Linked DNA regions of Mus musculus: region 2 is linked to region 1. The links are chromatin loops, found by intact Hi-C in ENCODE. Cell type or tissue: left cerebral cortex. All regions are shown on one strand. Links, peaks and the distances in the headings refer to the core of each region. The heading gives the core; the rest is flanking DNA.

Evidence for each region. Peaks named below come from ENCODE experiments on the same cell type or tissue, not always from the same donor. Only the 100,000 strongest peaks of a DNase experiment are listed, where the experiment ranks them.
Region 2: a loop joins it to region 1, with 2.0 times the contacts of the local background. A loop is called at or near these places in 12 of 42 quality-filtered maps.

The regions. Positions count from the first base shown.
Region 1 is chr12:117,782,274-117,787,696 of GRCm38, reverse strand. No RefSeq gene overlaps it. Among named protein-coding and RNA genes, the nearest start is that of Cdca7l, 59 kb to the left of the region's middle. In left cerebral cortex, for the core only: no CTCF peak of the experiment used is centred there; no DNase peak of the experiment used is centred there.
Region 2 is chr12:117,840,544-117,845,966 of GRCm38, reverse strand. It overlaps Cdca7l (cell division cycle associated 7 like), which reads right to left and starts at 2,106. Exons shown (of 10, transcript NM_146040.1): 1 at 2,010-2,106. The coding sequence starts at 2,033. In left cerebral cortex, for the core only: no CTCF peak of the experiment used is centred there; DNase peaks (open chromatin) are centred at 2,157 and 2,306; H3K4me3 peaks cover 1,133 bases.

The sequences.
Region 1 (5,423 bases), core at 1,152-3,651:
GACCTTCCATGAAGGTCAAATGGCTGTTGGGCCAGGACTAGTGCTCAGGAGTGGTTGTCCCTGTACACTTTGCACCCTGGGTGTTTCAGTCCTGAGATGTAAGTAAAAGGCATTACATGTAAGAGCAGGTATCACACAGCCTGAGGTCTGAAGTCATCTGGAGATGGTTTTAAGGGACCAGTGCCTGTAACCCCTGTGCTGGCTATGATGTTACCGGTCTTAGCAGAACTCCAGCAATGGTATTTCTAAAGTGTCTGTCTGATTTTATTTTCCACAGAGTGGGGAAAAGAACAGATGATAATGTGGGTTAGGAAGAAAAGGCAGAGGGAGATCCAGGGGTGAAAAGATCTGGAACCTTCTAAGTCCAGAGTGATTATAATCTAACTGCTCTGGCAATGATGCCATCACTTGGTCAATGATGAGAGGACATGTCTGTGAGAAACAAAGCTACACATGGCCCTCAGGAAGACAGCCAGTACGGATGGTGTGGAACAGCTTGGTGATACTGGGGATAATCTTCATGAAGGTTCTTGATCATGCAGTGTGCCGTCAGTGGCTGGCAGGGAATAGTATCGTCCTCCTGGAGTATGGATGAGAGCAGATAAAAACTGCTTGCACAAGCAGATGGCTAACCCCCAGCAGATAACCCACCCATTTTCCCCAGTTTGTTTCTTCTCCACCAACTGTGGAACCTGACAATACTATCTGAAGTAAACACAGTCCAAAAGCATAGAATTCTCATAAATGAAAATGGGAAGCCCACCCCCCTCTATTTTCCATCTTCATGGATTTTTTTGTCCCTTCCTTCTCTCCTCCTCTATGACACCCTCTAATTAGTGCACTCATCAGTGCCTCTGGCACCCTGCATGCTGTAGGTGGCTGGCGTGACATTGGATGCCTGCCCCTGCGGTGCTATGAGGCACCCCGCAGCGCACAAACAAAAAACCCAGAAAGCCTGACCCAACTATTTTCCTATGAATAGACCCGAGCTTTCTTTATCGAGATAAAAAGGTGTTTGTGTGCATCTATTTGCACAGAGACTTGATATGCACATAGGCATAAACACAGAGGGACCTTGTGCAACGATGCCCTATGTGAGTGCCTTAGTCTAAAAGGATTCGGGTTCAAGAATATTTGTGGGGTGTCCCCAAATAGATTAGAAGCTCTTGAAAAACTATCGCAGCATTTGTTTTGAAGACTTTGGGGAATAAAACTTTTTCCAAAGCACTCTGGAGTTAAGCCCAATTGGATTTTGAGTTTAAAGAGGCGTCCAGGAAAACAGGTGACCTTCCTTCCTTCCTCCTGAATCTTTAATAACACCACAAAGTGGAACATCAAATTGGTGTTGAGAACTGGTATTTTAGATTCTATGCAGTTCTAGTCCCCTTCTGTCAGCTGCACGGGGTGGAAAGATGTCCGCTACCCTAGCCTCACAGGCACATATGTAACTAGTATTTATCAAATGACCACCAAGGGATGACCATCTCTTCCTAAGATGAAAAAGGACATTAGCTCTTTCCAGGGCTCATGCTCCAGCAGGCTCAGTTCCTTCCCTCTATGAGCGCTGAGATATTAAATGCTAGTGATGACAATTGGGAGGGTTTACAATGTGACAGCCTTTCATTGGGTAAGGGAAACATCCTATAGGAAGTCTTCACGTTAACACCAAAGAGCTAGGAGAACCAGAAACACAATGACCATCTAAGGGTATGAGTCTGAATGTAATCATGTGAGCACTTAAACAGTCTTTTCGATGACCTCATCTGGGACACGGTGCATTTTTCTTTCTCCTGTGTAGTCAAAGAGTAAGTAGCATTGACATCTTAATTCAGTGGTTCTCAGCCTTTTTTATTTTGTTTTTTTGTTTTTGTTTTGTTTTGTTTTTTTCGAGACAGGGTTTCTCTGTGTAGCTTTGGCTGTCCGGGAACTCACTCTGTAGACCAGGCTGGCCTGGAGCTCAGAGATCCGCCTGCCTCTGCTTCCCAAGTGCTGGGATTAAAGGCGTGCGCCATCTCAGCCTTTTTAATGCTGCAACGTTTTAATACAGTCCTCATGTTATGGTGACCTCCAACCATAAAATTATTTCATTGCTACGTCATAACTGTAATTTTGCTACTGTTTAGAGTTGTAATGTAAATATCTGATATGCAGGATATCTGATATGTGGCTCCCTAAGAGACCTGGAGGCACAGATTAAGAACTATTGACTTAATTGGTTGGTGTAAAAGTGCTTCTTCTTCTTCTTCTTCTTCTTCTTCTTCTTCTTCTTCTTCTTCTTCTTCTTCTTCTTCTTCTTCTTCTTTTCTCCTTCTCCTCTTCCTCCTCCTCCTCCTCCTCCTCCTTCTCCTCCTCCTCTTTCTTCTGTTGTTGTTGTTGCTGTTGAAGACACTACATCAGTTTGCCTGTAACTGTCCCAGTAACACCTGTTGTCCCAGAATATGTCTCTTCTAATGCTTACACATGTTCAGACTGGGGATATATTATATTATCACTCTAGAAAAAAACTGAGATTATAACAAGGATTTGATGGTCTGTCCATATATTAGACCTACGATGTAGGTTATCCAGAAGATAAGAAGATTCACCTTGTTATAATGGACATTTGACAACTGAAAATTGTCTGCGCTGTAATCTAAATGAATGACTTTTTAAGGTTTGCACAGGGCACCCTGTGGCTAACTGTAGCCTCAGCTGTAGAAGGTGCCCCCTTTGCTAAAGAGATGACTATAGCACAGCTATCATTAAACTCTACAACACAATATGCAATTAGATGCTAAATTGGGAATGCCTGGAGCGGGGGGGGGGTGCTGTGTGTTTAATAAATAAATCAATAAATGTTTAATAAATGGATGAATGGCATTGACTATGGTTTTGATGGATTCAGAGAGAGAGAGAGAGAGAGAGAGAGAGATTAACAAGAAAGTGATGAACTGCTTTAATTCGTGAGATGGAAACTGAGAGATGGGTGGGACTAAACAAACAGGGAGGGCTTAAAAAGTAGAGGGGCAGGGTCTTCTCTTCAGAAGAACAGGAGCATGGGAGCTCAGACAGTACAATAGGCCACACAGGAAAGGAACAAGAGACAAGGCTCTCCATCCAAAATAAATGCAAGATCTCATTTCCCCTGAAGCCACAATTTTACTAACACCAACGAATTGGCTTGATTTTTCCATGAATCAATGTCGGGTCCTCACACAGCTTGGGTATTGGAAACTTGGTATTGGAACCCTGCCTAGGAATGGCAAGGGAGTGAAGAAATCACACACACACACACACACACACACACACACACACACACACACAGAGAGAGAGAGAGAGAGAGAGAGAGAGAGAGACAGACAGACAGACAGACAGACAGAGAGGCTGAGATCAGGTGGTCTGGGCTCTCAGAGAAGTCTCAGTACCCCAGAAGCACAGTTTGTCTATTAGGTACAGTCGTGTGGGGAGATGGGTTGTTGCGTACAGATAGCCAAGAAGCAGGGTTTATGGTACAGCTGAACAAGAAGCCAGGGTTAGCTGATCTCAGTAAGGGCTGCCTCTGTAGTGGAATAGTCTTTAGGCCGTAAACCTCCGGCTTAAAGGGAGGAGAAAGCTATGGTGGGTGTTTTCTACACACACTGCCAACATCACACTCAGACCTAAGGAAGGCTTTGCCATCCCTAAGAGGCTCACTCACCCAAGGAAAACTTGTCATTCATGTGGGGCTGAGCCCATGGCATGGCTGTGTCCATGTGAACAAAAGGCATTTGCCTTACTCGCTGCCTATAAAGCCGACATTTTAAAAATCACCTTAACAATTACTAAGCCAGTTGCTGGCCTTTTGGCTTCAAAACTTTCACATGTGAAGATTCTTGGGAGTTAATTCTTCATGATCATCCAAACAGCTCAGAATATGCTCAGAGCACCTGAGCACTTTAAGCTACAGAAAGACATTAGAGCAGCAATTCCAGTCGGACACAAGAGACCAGTGGAGCATGAAGAACCACACATTCAAAATACTGTCAGGGGCCAGGCAGGAGCAAAGCTGAGGATATGCAAAGCCAGAAGTGGGCCAGGAGTCTGTCTCCTAGACAGTGCATGGCTCTTACAGAATTCAAGGAATGTTAAAGCCCACTTGGCCCATGTATGAAAACCTCACTTGTGAGCTGAAGGGTGATTCTGTTTAACAGCCTGTGACTTGTAGAACTAGTAGGACTAATCTAAAATTCTCAGGCAAGAAATGAAAAGCATTCATAGTAAAAGCTGGACCATTCTAAGTCTTACTCCCCTGTGAATCTAAGCATCTATACCAGTAGTGGGCTCATGGTATATGGCGAATGTGAGTTTTCTGAGCGAATGGCTAGCCACTATATTCAATTCACGACTCAACAGCATGAAGCTGTGTGGATAGGTAGAGAACAGCTGTTCAAGTCTCCTTAAAATGTAGCTATGATCTTATTGGCGGAGAATCTTGGAAACATCGATTATTAGACATTTCTCAGTTCTGGTTCATGGGGGAGAAATTGTTCAGGACCTATGGGTTGTAATGGTTTTCATTTAGAAGAATGCAAGAGACCCTCAGAACCATACAACCCCAAAGGCTCTGGCAGCAAACGTTCTTGAAACAGATTTGCCAATGCTCTTCAAAATAAATACACCGGGGTGTTAGGTTGGCAGAGCAAATTGAGTTGTGGTAGTTCTATCTCTTCTCCAGCTCTTCTTTTTTTTTCAATTTTTTATTAGATATTTTCTTCATTTACATTTCAAATGCTATCCGGAAAGTCCCCTATACCCTCCCCCCCCCCACCCTGCTCCCCTACCCACCCACTCCCACTTCTTAGCCCTGGCATTCCCCTGTACTGGGGCATATAAAGTTTGCAAGACCAAGGGGCCTCTCTTCCCAATGATGGCCAACTAGGCCATCTTCTGATACATATGCAGCTAGAGACATGAGCTCTGGGGGGTACTGGTTAGTTCATATTGTTGTTCCACCTATAGGGTTGCAGACCCCTTTAGCTCCTTGGGTACTTTCTCTAGCTCCTTCATTTCTTCTCCAGCTCTTCTGTGTCACAATTGAGGATGGCAGGTAGTGGCAAAGTCTTAGATCTAAAACTCACACTCTTTGAACAGAGTAACGGAGAATAGAAAGTTAGATGTAGGGACTTCGGCTCCTCTCTATCACTGATGAAAGTGGCCTTTGACAAGCCGGTTTCTACATTAAGATCATAAGGATTATGGCCTGAATTGGTCTTTAGAATATAGCCCACACTTAAGAATTGGAAATTAGCCAGGCAGTGGTGGCGCACGCCTTTAATCCCAGCACTTGGGAGGCAGAGGCAGGCGGATTTCTGAGTTCAAAGTCAGCTTGGTTTACAGAGTGAGCTCCAGGACAGCCAGGGCTACACAGAGAAACCCTGTCTCGAAAAACCTAAATAAATAAATAA
Region 2 (5,423 bases), core at 1,110-3,609, 58 kb before region 1:
GAGGAATTATAGTTACTGCTGTGTGAGAGGACAGTGTGCTGCCTGCTGGGCCCTGTCACACCGGGGGTGCAGCCAAGCTGCCTCTCTGGTTACTTGACTATTTATAAGGCTAGAGACTGGAAGATTGCAAAATTTAGCATCTCTCGGTTCAACGGTCTTCTCATCTGCACTCACCTGCCACCCCACAGAACCACTCACAGACCATGTCAATGAAGATGACTGTGCTCACTTTTAAACTATGAGGAGCTTACAAACAGAAAAAAAAATTCATCTTAATTTGTGCTACCAATTAAGAGATCTTTATAGGTGTGTGTATGATCATCTTATACATAGTAATCTGCCCTAATTGGTGTATAATGGGTAGGATGTAATTTGTAGATTGCCCCCTCCCCCCCCCAGTAAATAGTTTATTAAAGCTTCACAGTGTAACAATAAAATGTTCCGGTCTAGCTGCACAGTTTAATACATCCTGAATTTTCAAATGCCCTGAATACAGGGATCCTAGTTGCAAAGAGCTTTCCAGTAAAGTGACAGGTTTTGGAAATGATACAGTGAGTTACATTTTCTGAGGAACTACGAAAGCTCCTGTCTCTTTCCACCAGGCTGGAGCTGCAGCCCAGTTTGCAGATTTTGCCTAACATGCAGGAGGCCCAGGGTTCACCCCCAGCACATCATACACCAGGCATCCAAGCAGGGAAAGAATCCTGAATCTAGAAGTGGAGGCAAGATCTATAATCTGCTCTACAGAAAGTGGAGACCACTCTGTGATGAATGAGACTGTCCTGAAAAAACAAAGCAATTTCACTTTCCCTTTCCAAAGGTGTTTTGTTACTTCCTGGAGAAGCTCAGGCTAGCCACGTGCAAAAGCAAAACAAAAACAACAACAAAAACCCTAAAGCCTGAGTCTAGCTCAGTACAGTTTTTCTTTTCTCCCTTCACTGGTGAAACCTTTTAAAATACTTTCTCACAAACCTCCACTTTCAGGACATTCTCAGCGGTCACTAACTGGACAAAGTGGCCACTGGTATCTAGCCAGCTAGCTAGTTCTCTAATTTGCCAGCACAAAGGTAAGTGCCAGACCTGGGCAGGCCAGGTCTGGTAAAGCTTGGGCGCTGTTCCACCAGGCTCAGAGTCTACAGGTAGACTACAGGGGTAAACGCAGTTCAAGAAAGGCTACATTCATGTAAAATATCCCGCACCCCACGAGCAGGGGGCTGGCCATTCCTTCTCTTTTCAAAGTTTTTCTTAGTTCATTTTTAAAAATGATTTGCTTATCACTATATTAAAAAGTGTGTGTCTGTTTAGGTGTCTTGTGGTTGTCGTTTTTTTAACAGAGTGATAATTTTAAGTAGAGAAAAACCTTGAGACTGTAAACTAACAGAAATCACAATCCTGGCACGCAATGACCCTTTGGAAGACTTATTCTCAAGTGTTAGTGAAGTTTCAAAACTTAAATTAGACCCATAATGCATAATGGATTTGCCCTTCGCTTAAGATTTGCAATCTTGAAGTTGTTTGTTAACTTGGCCTAAAGATGTTACTTACCATTTGCCAAGTAGTAAATTTATTAAAGTTCTAGAATAAAACCTACAGCAACTCAATAAAAGACTGGTATAGTGTGAGTCTCGAGATTTCTTTCTTTCTTTTTTTTTTTTTTTTTTTTTTTTAATTGCTTTTTTCTTAATCTTCCTGACCTCTGGTGCCAGTTCCGGCGAGGAAGGGGGTTGGGGAGAAATTGCACGCTGCCCTCCCGCGCGCCCCTCCCCCAGGTCTCGGGGCGCTGCACCCCGTAGCTCCCGGCCTGCAGCTCCAGAATAGGCATCCCCACCTGAGCCCCGGCTGCAGGGGCCAAACCTGCAGACCCGGGGTGGTACAGCAGGGAGCCACGCGCACTCCTACAGGACCTAAGTTCCCAGCACCCGGCCCTCCGCGTGGACCAGCCCGGCAGGACAGGGCGGGGCGGGGCATGCAGAAAGCGGCCGGGGACCAGGGCTGGGGGAAACCCTCACCTGGGAGCGCGTGGCCAGCTCCATCTTCCCTGCTGGGCTCACTTCCCTGAGCCCTGCACGCGGCCACCCGGGCTGGCGCGGCCCCGAGCACGCAGCGCGCGGAGTTTGCCGTGGAACAGCGCACTGAGTTCAGATGGGGGGGACAGCGCGGCTCCGCGCGCACCGCGCAACCTCGCACAGCCTCGGGCCACGCGCCCGCACCCGGGCCTCTCCACCTGCGGTCCAAGCCTTAAGGCCGGCGCGGGAGCGCGCAAAGGGAGCGCGCGACCGGCATTGGCCGGCGTGTTTGGTTGCGCGGGCTTCCCCCTACCGCGCAGGTCCGCGGTGGAGCCGTCCGCTCAGGTTCGCGCGGGAGACTCAAGCTGAGGCTGCACGCGCCTCTGAGCTCCGGGTACCTGGCCCGCTCAAACTCCGCAGCGCCAACCTCCGTGTCCTCGTGGCCTGAGTTCCAGGAGTGTTGCGTAGAGGCCGCGGAGCTGGCTTTGCTTTGTTGTTGGTAAGGGGCGTGGTCTGTGCGCCTCCGAAAAAGTGGCTGCCCAATTCACTGCAAAAGCCAATCACCCAAGTTTTCTAACACTGGGCAGAGGGCGACGCAGCACCCTGCACACCACACACTACAAGCAAGACCTCCGTTCTTGCCAGAGCTCCCCAGTAAGTGCCTAGATGCTAGTCACTAGCACCTACTCACCGCGGAAATGCTGGGATAGGCCTCCTGACTCAGGAATAAACAAAAACTATCTACTAGGTTGAACTTTATGGACTGGGAGCCATTACCCCCAGGATAATATGAATAACCATAGTGATAACGCAAATCTCATGATGATGATAATTATGTCACCATCACTAATTTGATGGATAATTGAAATGATTAGTAACCTAATTCCTACCACTGATTAAAAATGATAAATCTAATAATGAAAGTGCATGGACATGTAAACTTGGAACAAGTTAGATGCCATGAGGGACTGGGGAATGGTAATCTAATGGCATGGAGTGGGCTGGAGGCATCAAAGACTTAGAGCTTGAGTCAGTAGCCTGAGGCATTTAATGAGTGGAGACAGTGGGAGGCCCAAAGCAAGCCTGAGGAGCTGAAAAATGACAAGTGGAAAGGTTTAGCACAGGATGGGGTCATGAGGTGATACAGTAACAGCTTGCCTGAGTAGAAGTTTATGCAGCCAGTCTCAGCTCCTTGGATCCAGTACTCATCCTTCTGTTGTTGCTGAATGAATAGTTGAAGTTGCCAGAATGTTCTCTCAGGCTTCAGGAGGAAACGTCAAGGAAAGAGGTGTCTTGCTTTCTTCGTTAGTTGAGCAACATGTTACCAGTGTTGGGGAATGAAGTTAAGAAAACAGTGTCTAACTTTAGAAATGCACATGGCCTGGCTTAGTTGCCTATAATCCCAGTTCTGTGGAGGCAGGGGCAGGAGGATTCTGAATTTGAGACCCTACCTCAAAACAGAAGAAAAGAAAAATGCTTTACTTCTCCCGGATAATGTGTATTATTGCTGTGACTACTTCATATGTAGTATTTCCTAGAATTCTCTCAACATTCATCCAGATACCCCTCGACAGCAGCGTTCCACCAAACCAGAAAACATTTTCAGGCTTCTAGAGTACACCCAACATTCTTTCTCCCGTTTTTCTTTTTGTTTCCTTAGGTTGCCAGGAAGAACAGTAAAAATGTATTAATCAAAGCTAGTTTTAGTCTAAGATAATTGTATCTTCCTGTGATCTAAGGGCTGTGTTTGCAGTTATTTCTATTATTATTTCTACTGTAGACTACATACAGCAAATCCCTATTGTAAAGGGAGCATTGGTTTGAAGTAGCAAAGCATTTGGAACCTAGCTATCATTGGGAACCTATTTAGACCACTGGACCTTCCCACTTTAGAAGCCTTCATTATGCAGCCTATGCTTGGTTACTTCCTGTCAGCTTGACACAAATGTAAATAGACCTAGGAAGAGGAAATCTCAAATAAGAAATTGCTTTCAACAGGTTAGCCTTTGACCATGTCTGTGAGACAGGTCCATGCCATCCCTGCATAGGCAGGCCTGGGTTATATATTATAAGCAAGCTGCCAAGTTCTGCTGCTTGGTTGGTTCTGTGGGGATCATTCTTATTCAAACCACCACAGGATTCAGTGTCCTCATCTGGCCTCTGCTGACACTTCATGCAGGTTTTGTGTGTGTGTGTGTGTGTGTGTGTGTGTGTGTGCGCGCACGCACACAGGTAAAACATCCAGGCACATAAAATAAAAACGAATCCACTAAAAATGTTTCTTTAAGGGAATAAGAACTGTCTATAGTTCCCTGAATGGATGAGATGTGAACCTTGGCATAAGAATCCACCACTGTCAACCTGCCACTCTGCTGCATGTTGAAGACTTCAGAGGTACTTCACAAACAGCAGATGCAAGATGATCTGCTGCAGGACTGGTAAGATGGCGCAGCGGTTAAGAGCACAGACTGCTCTTCCAAATGTCCTGAGTTCAAGTCCCAGCAACCACATGGTGGCTCACAACCATCCATAATGAGATCTGACACCCTCTTCTGGTGTATTTGAAGACAACTACAGTGTACTTACATATAATAAATAAACAAAATCTTAAAAAAGAAGAAGAAGAAGAAGGAGAAGGAGAAGGAGAAGGAGAAGGAGAAGGAGAAGGAGAAGGAGAAGGAGAAGGAGAAGGAGAAGGAGAAGGAGAAGGAGAAGAAGAAGAAGAAGAAGAAGAAGAAGAAGAAGAAGAAGAAGAAGAAGAAGAAGAAGAAGAAGAAAATCTGCTGCCCGTTCCCTGAACTTATGGGGGAGAGATGCTATTCCCTTGTGAGGTAAGCCTCTCCACATGGAAGGAAAGCAAGGTTCTTAGCAAGGACAGGAAACTGAAGTTAAGGGAAATCTGGCCCAAGCAAGCTTAGCCCAATGAACTCTTATCTTTGTACCCACTGAACTCAATTAACTAGCCTCGCCAAGGACCTTCTTCTTATCAGACTTCTACTTTCTTTGGCAATTCCCAATGCAATATGGAAATCTTTTACCTCATCTGCTGAATTTTTATGAAATAAATTTGTGTGGTTTTGTCCTGTTATCTACCTTATGCCAGTCTGATTCATGGGCCCAGCCAGACCATTAGAGAAGCTAGCCTAGTCCACAGTGTTTACTCTGTAAAAGGAGCCCACCACATCCTGAATCAGGTTCCTTAGGCTTAGTATTTAAGTATTATACATTGGGTACTGTGTAGCCATTTTCTCCAAACTGAAGCACTCCCTCCTAGAATGGGGTGGGACACTCCATGACTCAAGAAGCTAAAGGAACTTACAAGGACCAAGGTGCTCAGAAAGCTAGAAGATTCTTACACTCTTCCCCAAGGTCCAACAATAAGTTCAAGGAAGAAGAGACTGGGCATCAGAGCTGCCT